Regions from separate parts of the Homo sapiens genome. Here region 1 is linked to region 2. The links are chromatin loops, found by intact Hi-C in ENCODE. Cell type or tissue: mammary epithelial cell. All regions are shown on one strand. Each heading gives the region's core, and the rest is flanking DNA. Links, peaks and the distances in the headings are about the cores only.

The links. Peaks named below come from ENCODE experiments on the same cell type or tissue, not always from the same donor. Only the 100,000 strongest peaks of a DNase experiment are listed, where the experiment ranks them.
Region 1: a loop joins it to region 2, with 9 times the contacts of the local background. A loop is called at or near these places in 3 of 110 quality-filtered maps.

The regions. Positions count from the first base shown.
Region 1 is chr5:23,400,888-23,409,236 of GRCh38, reverse strand. No RefSeq gene overlaps it. Among named protein-coding and RNA genes, the nearest start is that of PRDM9, 100 kb to the left of the region's middle. In mammary epithelial cell, for the core only: a CTCF peak has its summit at 3,379; a DNase peak (open chromatin) is centred at 3,736; H3K27ac peaks cover 1,017 bases.
Region 2 is chr5:23,205,368-23,213,716 of GRCh38, reverse strand. No RefSeq gene overlaps it. Among named protein-coding and RNA genes, the nearest start is that of PRDM9, 300 kb to the left of the region's middle. In mammary epithelial cell, for the core only: a CTCF peak has its summit at 4,628 (motif pointing left); a DNase peak (open chromatin) is centred at 4,596.

The sequences.
Region 1 (8,349 bases), core at 82-8,081, 200 kb before region 2:
AGTTTCTGGCAAAAGCTCTACTTTTTGCTTGTATACAGGTACTGTTTTTTCGTATAGTGAAGAGACAGAGAGAGCCCCTCTCTCTTCATCTGCTTAGAAGCTCACAGTCTTATCAGATTAAAGCCTTGCCCTTATAACGTCATTCATCCTTAATTAGCTCCCAAAGTTCCTTTCTCTAAATACAGTCGTATTGGGGGTTAGGGCTTCAACATATGAAATTGAAAAGGGGGCAGAAGTCTATATCACTTATTGATCAAGTATTGTGTTTAATGTTCCTTGATTGTGGTTTGCTTGATATTTTTCTCATTATTAGAGTGAGGTTACGTGTTTTGCGGAGGAAGAATAAGAAAGGTGAAGTGCCACTCTCATTATACCATATCAAGGGCACATGCTATGGACCTGACTCATTAATGTTGCTACTAACCTTGCCCATCTGGGGTACATAGTGTTTGTCATGTTTCTTCACTGTAAGTGTACTCATTTCTCCAGTTTCCATATTCTGTGCTTTGGAAGTAAGTCTCTATGAGCAGCTCACGCTCAAGGAATGGGAGTCATGCTTTATCTTTTTGAAGGCAAAATATCCACAATAGTTATTTGGAATTCTTTTGTACAGAAAATTAGCCAACTTTCCATTTATTTACTTACTCATTTATTCACTAATTTGTTTTTCTCAGTTGGGATTCATGTATGTTTATTTTGTTAGTTGGGTTATAATTCAATATTACTTTATACTGTTGCTCAAACTGTTTCATCTATGGTCATTGAAAGTTTTTTCAAATGGGATTTGAGTTCTTTATCTCTTCACATATTTTTATTGTTTCATGGTGTGTGTGTGTGTGTGTGTCTGCATGTGCGTGTTTGCACATCAGCACTTACTAACTTTCTGGCTTTATAAGATAATCTGGGCTCATTTTGCTTATTTATTGCTCCAATTCTAGAACCCAATAATTCTCTAAGGAGACTTGGTTTCTTTTCATAGAGAATGGTATTAAAAATAAATATCTAAATGTAAGTTGATTCTATTAAATTTCGATGTAAATTTTACAAATTAGAAATGAACTCAGTTGTTACTTTGCATATTGAAAGTATTTTTAAAACACGTGTTATTCAAATACTGCTTTTGTCAAATTTTAATATTTTATTAACATTATGTCTTTCCCAATTTGTGTCAAACTGATAATTTTTCTGTATATTTAAAAAAGCCGTCAGAATAAGACATACATTTCCTTAAAGTATACCATTTGATATATAAAGTATAAAGCATTAGGAAAAAATTAGCTGGAACTTCCAGTTTTAACTCCAAAAGAAAAAACTTAGAAGTAATTAATCTTTTCCTTAAAAAAAAGTGGGACGAACTTAAAATCAATGACTTTTCTTTGATCCATCAGAGAAATTAAGTCAAAGGTGAAAATGCCACCTTGAAATCTGGATACATAGGTGCAGAAAGTTACACCAAGTGCTGTTTTCCAGAAACATAAGCCACCGAAGCCATAAGCAGATAAGTATACGTAAGGGATAATTTTTGGCAATTCACTAATAATTTTGATAATTTACCAGAGGCTGGGTGTAGTGTAGATTTTTATGAAAGCAAGAAACTTGTGGGTGCACCAAGCTTTTTCTCTAGGAATCTCACGAGGTTCTCTCAGTGAAGAAGTAAAGATCCCAGAACTACTCACTTCCCTACTTTTGACATGGGGAGCAAAAGAATAAACATGTTTAAATATGCCTAGAACTTTTTCCAAAACAAATCCTTACACTTTAGGAGCAAAGACTTCTCCAGGGCCTTGTCCCAGCTGGGAGAAAGGCATTCTTCCCACTTCACCGTTCTTCAGCCTTCCTGTCTTACCTAAAGAGGAAAAATGTCAACAGGAGTCAACTGTTCAAAGAAATTGTTTAGAACCACTGTACCAGATAACTGATTAGGTGGCAGGGAAAATAAAAAGCTATACCCCTGTAGAAAAATTTGAATTTCACAAGTGCAAGAAAGAGGCCACTAAAAAGCTAAAATGTAATCAGAGGATTATGAAATGTTCCCCTGCCCTACATCTTGTCACTAAAGCAGGACTCCACTCTAATGGCATGTAATAGGGTTACATCAGAAAGAGCTTCAAGAGATACTATCTGAGAAACAATACATTAAGAAGTTCATTAATCAAAAGAGAAGACAAAAACAGGGAAGCCAGAAGAATTTTTAACCTCTAATACCTACATTTATAGCAAATATTAAGCACAGTTCAACTGTAAGACAGATGGCCATAACTTCCCACATTTACTTCATTTTCTGTTACTCAGTACAATCTGTTCAGTTTTCAACAAATAATTAAAAGATACAGCAAAGGGCAGGCAAAAACTGTCTGAAGGGACAATTATCAGAACCAGATTCAGATATAACATTGATGTTGAAATTATGAGGCAGGAAATTTGAAATAACTATGGCTAATACATTAATGGTCCTGTCTAAAAACAGACAACATGCAAGAATAGATAGGTAGTAAAGTCATACATGAAAAATCAAATAAAGAATAGAAGTAAAGGTTCAAAATAAAAAACACTGTAATAGAAAGTAACACTGACTTTGATGGGCTCATCAGTAGACGTGACACTGCTGAGGAAAGAATCAGTGAACCTGAAGATAGGTCAATAGAAATTTTCCAAATTGAAATGCAAAGAGATTAATGTGTATTTTGATAAGCTCCTTAGCTTTGAATATTTTATGAGAACATCTTTCAGTGCTATTTCTTCCAAAGTCTAAATTGAGAAAGACTGTATTAAAATTGAATCTGTTGTGATTTGTTTTAACTAATCAATTTTATCCTAAGATATTCAATAAGGTATAAAATGATTGCATAATTGTCACCCTGTTTCACTTAATTTGTCAAAAAATTACTAAATTCATGCATAGTAAAATGGCACCAACCAATATCAGACAGCTCTTTAGTGTCAAACTTTCTACCAGTTAAATTAAAGGTGAGTAAATTAACTAAGTTTATCTTTTCCTTTTTATTTAAAGTAAAAAACTCAAAAACTATAATATAACCATGGTCCCAAAATAATTCCTATGCACCGAATAATGTAGAAGAGGATTTAAAGTGCATAAATCTATAAATAATTTTAGAAAGTTTTAATAGGTGTTATAAAACATGAATAAAATGGTCATCAAAACAAAAGCATCCTGAAGTGATAAAAATGCTAATAAGAGCCCACACGGAATACATACTAAAAGCTCTTCTTTTCATAATTTGCCCATCACATTGTATGAGGCTTTTTTTCTATGATATTTTACCTGAACATTAGAAGCTATTTAGTCAATGCTGTATTGTATGTAGAATAACACTGTTGCTATGTTTGCTTCATACCCCCAGGAGGCATCATGCTTCTTTTCCTGGATGAAAATCCCCAAGTTTAGACAATAAGTTATATAGTCATTCTGATTTTATTGCTTATGGTCAATCACTGACACATAATTTTTAGGTCATGGAATCAATGTCTTCTTATATTAATGTGAAAACCACAGTACTCATTCTACCTTTGGTTGTATATATTGCCTTTTTACTATTGCCATCAGCTCATGGTTGGTTTTCCCATTTTCAAGTTACTTTTTAAAATTATAATCTAATCAAATTCTTATTACAGTCCATCTCTCATTTAGTAAAGGGTACTGTATCAGCTTTAGTCATCCTTTTCATTCTTAATTTTGTTATTCTTGCTTAACAATTCCACTCCTTTCTTATTTCCCAATGTGTGGTCACAGGCTGAATCAGAAACGATACCGTCTCTGAAACCAGGCATTTATTGCTTGATTTCTCAAGACTTCAACAACTCAGCAATTATTTGAATAAAAATAACTCCTTTTACTTTCTTTCACTTTTTAAGTAATATTACATTGAAATATAATGCATTTAAAGAAAAATGCTTACAAAAATAAAACCCAGAATAAGAAATTGCATAAATCAAATGACCCTGTGTCAACAAGTAGAATGTGTCTAATACCCCAGAGCCTCTGCATTTTTTACATTTCTTTTCCTATCCACGAATCATTCTCCTTCTCCCTTCTCTTCCTTTCTCTCTCTCTTCATATATATATTGACCCTTGAACAACATGACCCTTGAGCAATATATATGCTGACCCTTGAACAAAATGGTTTTAACTGAATGAGGCCACTTACATGAACATTAAAAAAATATGTTGAAAACATTTTGGGGGATTTGCACCAATTTGAAAAAAACTCGAAGATGAAATGTATAGCTTAGAAATACTTTTTAAATTAAGTAAAAGTTAGGTATGTGATGAATACATAAAATACATGTAGATTCGTCTATTTTATTATTTAATACCAAAAAATTTAAACAAATCCATCAGAAAAATTTTAAATTGAACAAAACTTTTGCACACAAACACTTAAGGACCATACATGGCACCATTTGCCTTCATGAGAAATGTAAACAAATATAAAGATGATGTATTAAATGATAACTGCATAAAATTAACCACAGTGCATACTGCACTACTATAATAATTTTTAACCACCTCCTATTGTTATTACAGTGGGCTTAAATGTTGTGAATATCTGCTTAAAATGCCATGTGATGCTATTCATCTCCCTTATGAACCGTTTCTTCCTCCAGTAAATTGTGTATCACAGTAAAGAGTGATCTAGTGCTGTTATTGCATATTTTTCATTGTGTTTAGTGCAACATCGTAAACCTTGAATCACACCATGGAACCCATAGGAAGTGCTGCTAATGATGCTCAGAGTGTTCCCAAGAAGCAGAGGAATGCTATGACATTACAAGAAGAAGCTGAATTGCTTGATAGGTACCATTGATTAAGGTCTGCAGCTATGATTACCTATCATTTCAAGATAAATGAATCCAATGGAAGGCACATTGTAAAAAGATAATAAAATGAAAATAAATAAAAAGGGAAAAAATCCATGAAGCTATCATTATAACTATACCAGCAGCATGAAAATCTTGAACATTTTGTGAAATACCTTTTTATCTTGTATTTAAAAAGCAGCTTTTATTTGGGAATAGGATTGCTATAAGAAAGGCATACTGATAGACTCATATAATTTAAGAAAATGCAAAGTCATTATATGAAAATGCAAAGCAAAGGAACGTGGAGAATTTAAAACTAGAGAATTTAATGCCAATGAAAGGATGGTTTGATAATTTTAGAATGAGGTTTGGCTCTTGAAATATCAAAATAACAAGAGAAGTGGCTTCTGCTGACCAAGAGGCAGCAGACGAGCTCCTAGAGGCAACTAAGAAAATCATTGAGAGAAAGGATATCTACTTGAACAAGTTTTTAATGCAGAAAAAAGTGTCCTGTTCTGAAAAAAAAAAAAATAGACTATCACAAAGGACATTTATTAGTACAAAAGAGAAGTGAGCCTCAGGATTTAAGGCAAGAAGAAATAGGCTAACTCCACTCTTTTGTGCAAATGCATTTGGTGTTATGATCAGGACTGTCCTTATGTATAAAGCTGCTAACGCTGAGCATTGTAGAGAAAAGAGAAAAAACAGCTACTAGTTTTTTGGTTGTACAAGAAGGCCTGGACAAGGAGAATCTTTTTTCTGGATTGGTTGCATTGATGCTTTGTTCCTGATTTCGGGAAGTAACTTGTCAGTAAGGAACTGCCTTTTAAAGTTTCTTTTATTGTTTAATTGGACAATGCCCTGGCCACTCAGAACCCCATGAGTTCAACAACAAAGCTGTCAAAGGGGTCTATTTGTCCCCAAATACAATGTCTTTAGTTCAGTTTCTATATCATGGGGTCACAAGGACCTTTAAGGTTCATTACACTGAGTACTCTATGGAAAGGATTGCATGGCTATGAAAGAGAACCTAGATAGAACATCATGAAAGTCTGGAGCAATTACATCATTGAAGATGCTGTAGTTATTACAGAAAAAGTCTTGAAAGCCAGCAAGCCAGAAATAATAAATTCTTGCTGGAGGAAACTGTGTGCAGATATTGTGCAGGACTTCACAGAATTTACAAAAGAGCTAATCAAGGAAATTATGAAGGACTGTAAATATGGCAAAAAAAGGTGAGTAGTGAAGGCCTTCAAGGTGTGGACTTTGGAAAAGTTCAAGAGCTAGTAGATACCACACCAGATATATAAACAGAAGATGACTTGACAGAAATGAGTGCTTTCCAACCAGTGCCTGATGATTAGGAAGAAGACATAGAAGAAACAGCATTTATTTCTCTTGCATATGTTTGCAGAACTCCAGGAGTGGTAATGACTCAGACCTTGCATCTTCTGGTCTTCTTGGAGGTTCTGCTACAGTCTGCAGATCAGCTGAATTAACTTTGTTCCATGTTTCTCGTTCTCCAACTGTGGCTTGTGATACAACTGCTATGTTATCTTTTCAGAAAAGGCCTCTAAACCAATATATTAAGCACAACTTTATAAGCATAAGCTAATAATTGGTGTCATTTACAGCCACCAAAATCCCATTGGTCAATATAATCACGTGGTTAAAACTGAAACCTAGGTAATCCCAAAGACGTAGATATTAAATACTAGTAAAATAGAGTGAAAAATTAGAAAAATAATTCAATGTAATACAACAACAAGCATGTGCATATACTTAAACAGGAAAGACCTAGGCTATAGAGGTAGCTGGTGATATTAGTGATGTACAAAGGGAAGTGGGGGATCTCATTCCCTTTTCAAACAGTTTTATCATTACTTCCTTCCTTTTCCAAGTGAAAATGTGCTTTCCAAAAATAATTACCTTAGACTTTTATTATTGGAAGAGTTTTTTTCGTTAGTATCTTCTTTAAAATATCTGTAGAATTTTGTATAGCTTTCAAACTTTCTTCCTTGAAGCTCTTGGTTCTCTTGGTTCTTTTCATATGACAGGCTTCTATTTTTGCCTCTTATTTTTCTCAGTTGTCTCATCTCACCTTTGATTTTTCTCCTGTTTTATCTGATATTTAAAGACAGGAGTACCTTTTATTACAACCCTATTGCAGCATTTTTCTTCTTTGTGTATTTTATCTCTACTTTATTTAAGTCCCATGTATTAAATGTAAATTATATAAAAGTAGCAACAATCTCTGGTCTAGTCTAGGCCTCACTTATTAGATCTAGATATGCATCCAACCGTATATATGACCCCATCACAATCTCTCTAATTTTACTATCTGTATCTCCTTCTTCTGGCCAGGTAAGCTCGATACATACTCGTCTTAAGTTATTTCAAAACACAAAGGCCTGTTCTGCCAGAGTCTTTGTGTATATGTTGTTTTCTTTGTTAATGGTGTCTTTACTTACAGTCTGGACGTATTTGTCTTGTTCTTATTCCTCTAGTCTCTTATAAAATGTCAACTTCTTAAGTAAAACTTCTCTCAGCATCAAATCAAAAGAGATATTCTTTCACCTTCCACCACTAGTTTTGCTTTCTCAAATTCCAAAAGAAAAAAAAATCAATAGTACTTGTTAAAGCGTGGTAAGAAATGCTTTACACAGGACCATAATGATCATTCTTTTGGGAGACAGGCCAAGCTAATCTGACATCCTGGGGGATGGTGGAAAATAAAACTTTGATAAGATATTGAGGATGATCAGATATCGAGGATGAAGGAGTTTCTTGCTAAACTGAGTTAGGAAGTTTCTGTGTTAAAACTAAATTTTACAAATAAGTGCACAGATGGGCCTAGCAGAAGATTCAGAATCCTGTCTGAAGTTTGGCCAAGTGGAGAATCTTTGTCATTCTCTCTTGCTCAAGGAAAGAGAAACATTCTTTCTTCCTTTGAACAACGTAACTCCATTTTCTTGTTTATTAAGGTTCAATTAAATCATCTGTTGGGACTTGGTAGTACAGGATATCTCCTGGATGGTGTGAACTATCAAACCTTTAATCACGACCGACTAATTTATATTACTTTTAGTTTTTTTTTAAAAAAGCAAATATTAATATTTGAAATAATCTGTAGACTCCGTTTCTGAGTCTAAAGGGCAGCCAGTTGAAAAGATTTCTAGATGCCGACCCTGAAGCTTCTTTAGTTGAAATGAGGATAGGCAGTGGCCATCTGACAGATTTCCTGTGTTTGCAATTTGGACGTCATAAAGGTTGTTCTTGCATAAGCTGTTGTGGAGGTTTCTCTGAGTATTATATCAGGTCATCCAGCTTCAGCTTGCAGGGCATCAGAAAAAAAGCAGTTTGTATTATACCGTGTTGTTCAGCTTTAGCTTTCTTCCAGAGTTTCTGGAAAAGAGCAGTGATTCCAACCAAAAAGGATGGAAGAAAATTGAAAATGTTTGTATGAAAAGTCATAGCCAGATATTGAAGTAAACTAGAATTATTGAGACTGCAGTCCAGATTATAGAT
Region 2 (8,349 bases), core at 341-8,340:
GCTAATTTTTTTTTATTTTTAGTAGAGACGGGGTTTCACTGTGTTAGCCAGGATGGCCTCAATCTCCTGACCTCATGATCTGCCCGCCTCGGCCTCCCAAAGTGCTGGGATTACATGCGTGAGTCACCGTGCCTGGCAGGGTTGGGGGACTTAACAATACCATATGATTATATAAATCCTCTTAGGAATTTAAGAATTTTTTTCATTTTTATGTGCTATATTACAAATTATAGGGAAATTTAAAAAATTAAAGGTTTTAAGAAAATATTTTACAGCAATATGAACACAATCTATTTATATGTATTTTGGAGAGGCAATTTTGAGCATTTGAGCCATTTTAAAAAAGTATATTGTTGACTTTAATTATCTCAGAAAAATGTAGGAATAATACAGTAATAAACAATGTATTGTATATAGATGAATTTGGGGATCTGGAGGACTGAGTGTATACCGAATATAGGTTGAAATAGAATTATATCTTACACCATGTAATATAAATATATTGCTTTCATAAGCTATTGTTTAGGTTTCTTGAATTTTTTTCTAAAATAAATGAGTGTTTTAATAATGTTTATGTTTTGCTTCTAACTAATGAGATAGTAGAGAGGGTGTTAGATTTCTACTTAAAAGCAAAAAAAATAATAGCACATTAACACGTTACGGTTGCATATATTTTATTCTCAAGAAATATAAAAAGGCAATTTCAAATGTAACCAGTCTTACATTTTCTCTTTTATTAGCACTGGAACTGGTTTCAAAGTTGACAAAGACGATATGTTGACGTGTTGTAAATGATTTTAATAATATAAATACAATATGTAGTACAATGAAAGTCACCTTGTTGTTTATTTGCAGAATTATTATTAACTTGTAATTCAGCGTCAACAATGCTTATGCTTTCTATCTTCAATCTAGTATTTATTCTGGAAATAAATTAAACAAATTAAAATGAAAGCAATAAAGCTAACCAATATGGTAAAAACTGACACAGGACAGGGCGCGGTGGCTCACGCTTGTAATCCCAGCACTTTGGGAGGCCGAGGCAGGCAGATCACAAGGTCAGGAGATCGAGACCATCCTGGCTAACACGGTGAAACCCCGTCTCTACTAAAAATATAAAAAATTAGCCGGGTGTGGTCACCGGTGTCTGTAGTCCCAGCTACTCGGGAGGGAGGCTGAGGCAGGAGAATAGCATGAACCCGGGAGGCGGAGCTTGTAGTGAGCCAAGATCACGCCACTGTACTCCAGCCTGGGCAACAGAGAGAGACTCTGTCTCAAAAATAAAAAAATAAAAAACTAAAAATAAAATAAAAATAAAACTGACACAGGTAATGAAACAATTCAGATACATTGTTGGCTGAGTCATTAGCAAGTTCATTTCAAGTCAGTAACCCCTTAAATGAGCCCACTTAAAAATTACAGATGTCATACCGTTGTATTTTTAAGTGGAAGTATGTACAGTATTTAATTATTAAAACTAGAAATTAAAATAGTTTTAATTATCACCATTAGAAACTTGGACCCACTGAAACACCTTTGCAAGTTCCTGATTGTGGGGGAAAATGAGAGATTCACAGACACTGGAATGTGCAGAATTGAATGCAATCCAATGAAACAGGCCAGTAGAGAATGAGAGAGACAGACACACACACACACATAGAGGGAAAGAGACAGAGACACAGAGAAAGTTGCATGAGATTTATTTGAAAGGTAAAATATTTTAAAGCTTTCAACTGAAATTTTTCAGAATTGTTTTTTCCTTGTGAACATCATGAGATGACATAAGGCTATTAAGTTGAAACCGATATGATCTTATTAGCATTTTCATTCAGATAATCTAAATGTATATTCAAAAATGAATCTGGTAGCTAAGAATGGATAGAAGAAGCAATTACAAAAGTTTAGATAAGATGTGATGGAAGACGGACTTTCATGTTGTTATGGGAATTGAGAGAATTAAGCATAGTCAAAAATTAGAATAAAGAATGGGGGGCCGGGCGCGGTGGCTCACGCCTGTAATCCCAGCACTTTGGGAGGCCGAGGCGGACCGATCACGAGGTCAGGAGATCGAGACCACGGTGAAACCCCGTCTCTACTAAAAATACAAAAAATTAGCCAGGCGCGGTGGCGGGTGCCTGTAGTCCCAGCTACTCCGAAGGCTGAGGCAGGAGAATGGCGTGAACCCCGGAGGCAGAGCTTGCAGTGAGCCGAGATTGCGCCAATGCACGCGAGACTCCGTCTCAAAAAAAAAAAAAGAAAGAATAAAGAATGGGCTGCGGCCATGCGCGGTGGCTCATGCCTGTAATCCCAGCGCTTTGGAGCACTTTGGGAGGCTGAGGCAGGCGGATCACCTGGGGTCCAGGAGTTCGAGACCAGCCTCAACATGGAGAAACCCTGTCTCTACTAAAAATACAAAATTAGCCAGGGGAGGTGGTGCATGCCTGTAATCCCAGCTACTTGGGAGGCTGCGGCAGGAGAATTGCTTGAACCTGGGAGGCGGAGGTTGCAGTGAGCCGAGATCGTGCCATTGCACTCCAGCCTGGGCAACAAGAGTGAAACTCCGTCTCAAGAAAAAAAAAAAAAAAAAAAAAAGAATGGGCTGCAATTGTTTAGATGTGAGAGAGAAAGTGTTGATCAACAAGTTGGATGTTAGCAATGTTTTCTGACAAAGGTATTATTGAATGAGAATGAAAGAGATGACAAGAATGACTATTTTTGTGGTTACTATAGTTGTTTTATTTTCCCCCATTTTATTCATTTTTTAATGTTTTTGAAGTTTATAAATGACACATAATTGTACATATTTATGAGGTATAGGTGATGTTTTGATACATGAATAAATAATATAGAGATCAAATCAGGGTAATTAGCATATTCATTCATTTAAATATTTATCAACAATAAGGAAATTTTAAAACCTCTCTTCTAGCTATTTTGAAATATACATTATTGTTACCTCTAGTCATCCTACTATGCAATGGAACACCAGAACTTATTTCTTCTATCTAACCATAGTTTTGTCGCTGTTGACCAATCTTTCAACATCCCCTTATTTCCCCTACCTTTCCCAGTCTCTGCTAACCACTGTTCTATTTGCTATTTCTATGAGAATGACTTCCATTTTTTAAATAATGGAATAGACAAGAATATGTAAATTCTAATAGGAAGAGGTGGATAGAGAGGGAGACATTAAAGTGACAGAAAAGGGAAATGTATGTTATTGTAAAAATAAGAAATTGGCTGAGATATTTTAATAACAATTTTAATAACATAAAAAAATAGGATAGAGATATAAGAAAAACTATATGGGGCTGATAATATTATGGAGATGATAGTGACACATTGATACTTCATTGATTATCTCCCCAACTATCTTATGTTTTATGTGTGTGGTAGGAGGCGAAGACAAAGGAGAATAGGTTGGAGATGTGAAGAGTGTGGAGAGCATTTTCAAAATTCTTGGCGGTGAATATGAGATTAGAATTGCATCCTTGAGGGTTCAGGTGAGGTTGCATAAGCAAGAATTTACTTTTAAATCAAACTGCTTAATTGTGAGATGTTCTCAATTATCACCAGAAGCCACGTTGCATTTCTGGTGTAGGCAGGATACTTTAATGCCAATTGGATTAGGTTTTGCTAAAATAATTTGATGACAGAATAAAGAGTCATGCTATTGGTCATTCAAATGATGGTGATGGTGGTGGAGGTGATCAAAGGCAATAATCGTTGAAAGAAATGATTAAAATTTTTAGTTTCTCTCACATGGATTGGACTTGAAAATAATCAAGAAATTGAAGGCCATCCTGAAATTATCCTAAAATTGTAAGGACATGAGGATTGAGTAGATGAGTGTGTGTGTGTGCACACATATGCATTTATGCATACCTCCACAGATTATACGGGAACATGGCTTAATTAAGAGGCAGCAACAGAAATTAAATTCACTCAAAGCTTCCTTCTTGGATGACTAACAATACACATAATACGAGAGAAGCTCCAACATTCTGGGGGCTGGATTACGAGTTTAATTTTAAACTTGTGAAGAAGTTTTAGGTGTTTCTCATGTATTTTTCAGAGTCCTACCAGAAGACAGCAACATTGTGTTTTAAAGAGAAAATGTTTAATATAAACAACTATTAACTAAAGCAGAGGATTGAAGCTCACAGGGGATTTGCTAAGAAGAAGGAGAACTCTGAAGAATACAGATAGGAGATCAGAGGAGTAACATTCAATCATACAACTAGAAGTAGAGAGCACCTATGGAAGAGCTCCTCACACGCAACACCCCAAACTTGAAATCCAGATCTCAGTGGCATTGGCCTAGCCTTAGCTCACTGAAACATACAGAAATCTCAGGTGCTGTCCTAGCAGAATTTGCTGAAAATTGGCTGTGTTTCTAGGGCAAGCCATCCACAGAGAGATGCCATACCTCAGAGCTTAGGAAATCAGCCTGAGGTTTTGCTGAGCTAAGCTGTTGTCTGTCCTGCACTGCAGGAAGCAGATAATGGAAAACCCATTGCTGAAGGAGCTGAATTGCAGAGAAACTGTGCACTGCAGGAACCTACTGAGAAGAGCACCCTGAGAATGAAATGCCCATTCTTCCTTCACAGTTCCTCTACTGCCCTCTATTGGTCAGTTTTAAATCCTGCCAGCCAGCAAAGTACAGACATTTAAAAGGCCCAGCTTCATTTTCAGAGGAGGAAGTAAGGGATACACGTGCAGTTGAGAGTCAATAATTTGATAAACATCACAGTGGGCTATCTACTGGAAGTAATCTGCTGAAGGAAACTTACAGCTGAAAAAAAGAGGTTAGGCAAGAAATCGGAAGTTGTCAAAGAATGGGTGTTCTCCAATTATTTTCCTAATTGACCATAAAATTTGGCACAGAAATACACATTTGAAGGTAAATTAACCATTTTGACAGCTTGACAAAAGAAAAAAAAATTGTTGTCATGCATGAAAGCTTACATTCGTTCTACTCTTCTAGCCTATAAGTAAACAAACATAATTTATAAAAGGGCCAGATAGTAAGTGTGTGATGCTTTGCTGATGATCTGGTCTCTGTTGCAACTATTTAACTTGATCATTATAAGGAAAAAAACAGCCATAGACAATGTATATGAAAATAAGGCTCTGTTCCAAACAAATTATTTATAAAATAATAATAAATATGTATAATAATATAAAATAAAATGTAAAAACATTATTTATAAAAACCAGACATGGGCTAGATTTAGTCCACAGGCCATAATTTCTGATCTCTGATTTAGATAATTACAATTGGCTAATTACAAAGAGTATATATGATCAGAATGCTTCCAGCAATAGCCAGAATGACAAATCACTGTCTTTGTTTAATGTTTTTTCTTTGTTTTTCATATAAACTTATTGTCTATATTCAATATATTCATCCATACAATGAAAAAAATATATAATTCTCAGAATTGTACATATATAAAATGGAAAACGTATCAATATTATAAAAGCATGCTTAATTTTATAAAATAATAAAACAACTCCTAAATTCAATTTATACTTGATACATTGACAAATAATATTCAACATACCATTAAGGAAAAAAAAAGCGAAATTCTATTTACCTGCTTTCAGATTTTTAATTGATGGTATGATGTTCAACTTTACTTAATTTTAATTTAGATTTTAGCAAAATTTATAAAAGTGCAGCAGACATCTATTACCCCAATATACATCCACTATTGCTTCAACATTCATAAACTGGGCTACAAAGTTTTACTATATTATTTCAAATAAATAAGTGGAAAATTATAAATGTTTATTCTTATAAATTAATTCACAGATAAATTACATGTATTTAGTTATTTTATGGATTTTTCTCATTAAAAAGAGGCCACATAAATAATTTTAAAATTTTATTTGACAAACCTTACTGATCTCTTTCAAAATCTTCTGTGTCACACACACTGTTCTGGTTACCAATATTCACACAAAAAATATTAGATACTGAAACATAATTTCTATGGCCTTAGTGTTGGTGTCTCCCCAAAAATCAGGTGTTGAGTCTGTATTAGTTCGTTTTCATACTGCTATAAAGAACTGTCCGACACTGGGTAATTTATAAAAGAAAGAGGTTTAATTGACTCACAGTTTGGCGTGACTGGGGAGGCCTCAGGAAACATACAATCATGGCGGAAACAAACGGGAAGCAAAGCACCTTCTTCACAAAATGGCAGGAAGGAGACGTGCTGAGTGAAGGGGTAAGAGCTCCTTATAAAACCATCAGACCTCATGATAACTCACCGCTATCACGAGAACAGCACCGGGGAAACCGTCCCCATGATTCAATTGCCTCTGCCTGGTGTCTCTCTTGACATGTGGGGCTTATGGAGATTATAATTCAAGATGAAATTTGAATGGAGACACAAAGCCTAACCGTATCGGTCTTTAGGAAGTGATTAGAACATGAGGGATCCACTCATGAATGGAATTAGTACCATTCTAAAAGAGGCCCAAGAGAACTGCCTTGCCTATTCCACCATGTGAAGACACAGCAAGAAGGCACTGTCTATGAACCAGGAAGCAGGCCCTCACTAGACGCTGATCTGCGGGCATTGACTTCCCGGCCTCTGGAACTGTGAAAAATAAATTTCTTTTGTTTATAAATTACTCAATCTGAGGTATTTTTGTCAAAGCAGCCTAAACATACCAACAGAAATTTAGAAGTTAGGCATAAAAGAATGGGAAGCGACTCTCATTTATCAAAGAACAGGAAGAAGTCATAAGATGGTTCGGAAAGATTAGCAAATCCTATTCAAAAGCAGTCGGGAAAATCAGTATGTTAAGAGTAGAGGTTTTGGCCAGACATGGTGACTCGTGCCTGTCATCCCGGCATTTTGGGAGTTTGAGGTGGGAGGATTGCCTGAGGACAGAAGTTTTTGACCAGCCTGGGCAACATAGTGAGACCCTTTCTCAACAAAAAAATATTTGAAAAGCTATCAGGGCGTGTGGCATGTGCCAGAAGTCTTAGCTTTTTGTGAGCCTGAGGTGGGAGGATTACTTGAGCCCAGGAGTTTGAGATTTCAGTGAGCCATTATCATGCCACTGCACTCTGGCCTGGGTGACAGAGAAGACTCTGTTTCTAAAAGAATTAAAAAGAAAAAGTTAAAAAGGGCAGAGGGAATAGTTACAATGAAAAGTTATCAATAAATAAATACGGATCATTTTGATGTGATTAGTTGGCTGTGAGTGGTGCTTAGGGAAATAACAAGTTAAGTTTGCCTGTATACTTGATTACGTTTTCTAAAACCTTAGATTCAATAGAACATAAAAAAATCTGAGAAGCGAACATTGGCTACCTTTAGGAGGTAGAATGAAGAAGTCTTGCAGAATAAATGGAATTGAGACATGGAAGAAATAAGGTAGAAACAGGGGGTATAATGGTAATTTGAAAGCCAAGGAAATTTCCCAGTGAGAGTGTGGTCAGCAGTATCAAATACCAAGCAATGAACTGCATTTGTGGACATAAAGAGAAGAAACTCCATTATGTAGAAGATACACGGGGGTTGCCATAAGTGAATTTATGTTCAAATTCCTATCCTGCCATTTAGCAACTGGGTTGCTTTGAAAAGGTTTTAGAAAAAGTCTTTCTGATCCTCAGTTTTATTTGGGAAATAAAAATGCTAATAACAACTTTCCCAAAGGTTATAATTAAGGATCAAATAATTTACTAATAATGAATCAATCTGACACATTTATGTTGTGACAATTAGTACTATTTGTGATAGCACTGAAGACTGGGAGCAAGAGTTAAAGTGCTAAATGAAAGGGATGCGAATGCAGCCTATAAATGTACAAGCTTATTTCAGGAAGTTTGACATTTATGGGAAGGAAAAAAATATCTATTTAAGTTAAGTGGGGCAGGTTGTTGGTTTGGGTTCCAGTAGTTAGAAGCTACTGTGCAAGGCAAGTATTTAAGGCAATAGGAAACATCTTCGCAAAAATAGCCAAGACCAAGAAGTACTGCATGCCATTTACATTTGTTAATCAGCACATATCCAGAGCTTAAACTGCCATACATAATACAGCATACAAAATAGTTACAAAACCCCTACCTAAATCCACTATTCCAAGCTTAATCATGCTATTTAATTGCCAAGCTTAATTTGAAAATAATTGTTCACAGCAATTAAGTAAATGCCCCAATTTCATTAACAGACTTTCTAATTAGAACCTACAACATAAAAGTGCTAATGTTGCTTCATTAGCTTTGATTTACTGTTTCTAATACACACTATTTTTTTATTATTCTTTTCTTCAAACCTGAAACTGTGTTTTAGGGTTAATTTTGTATTGTTCTTTGTAAATATCAAG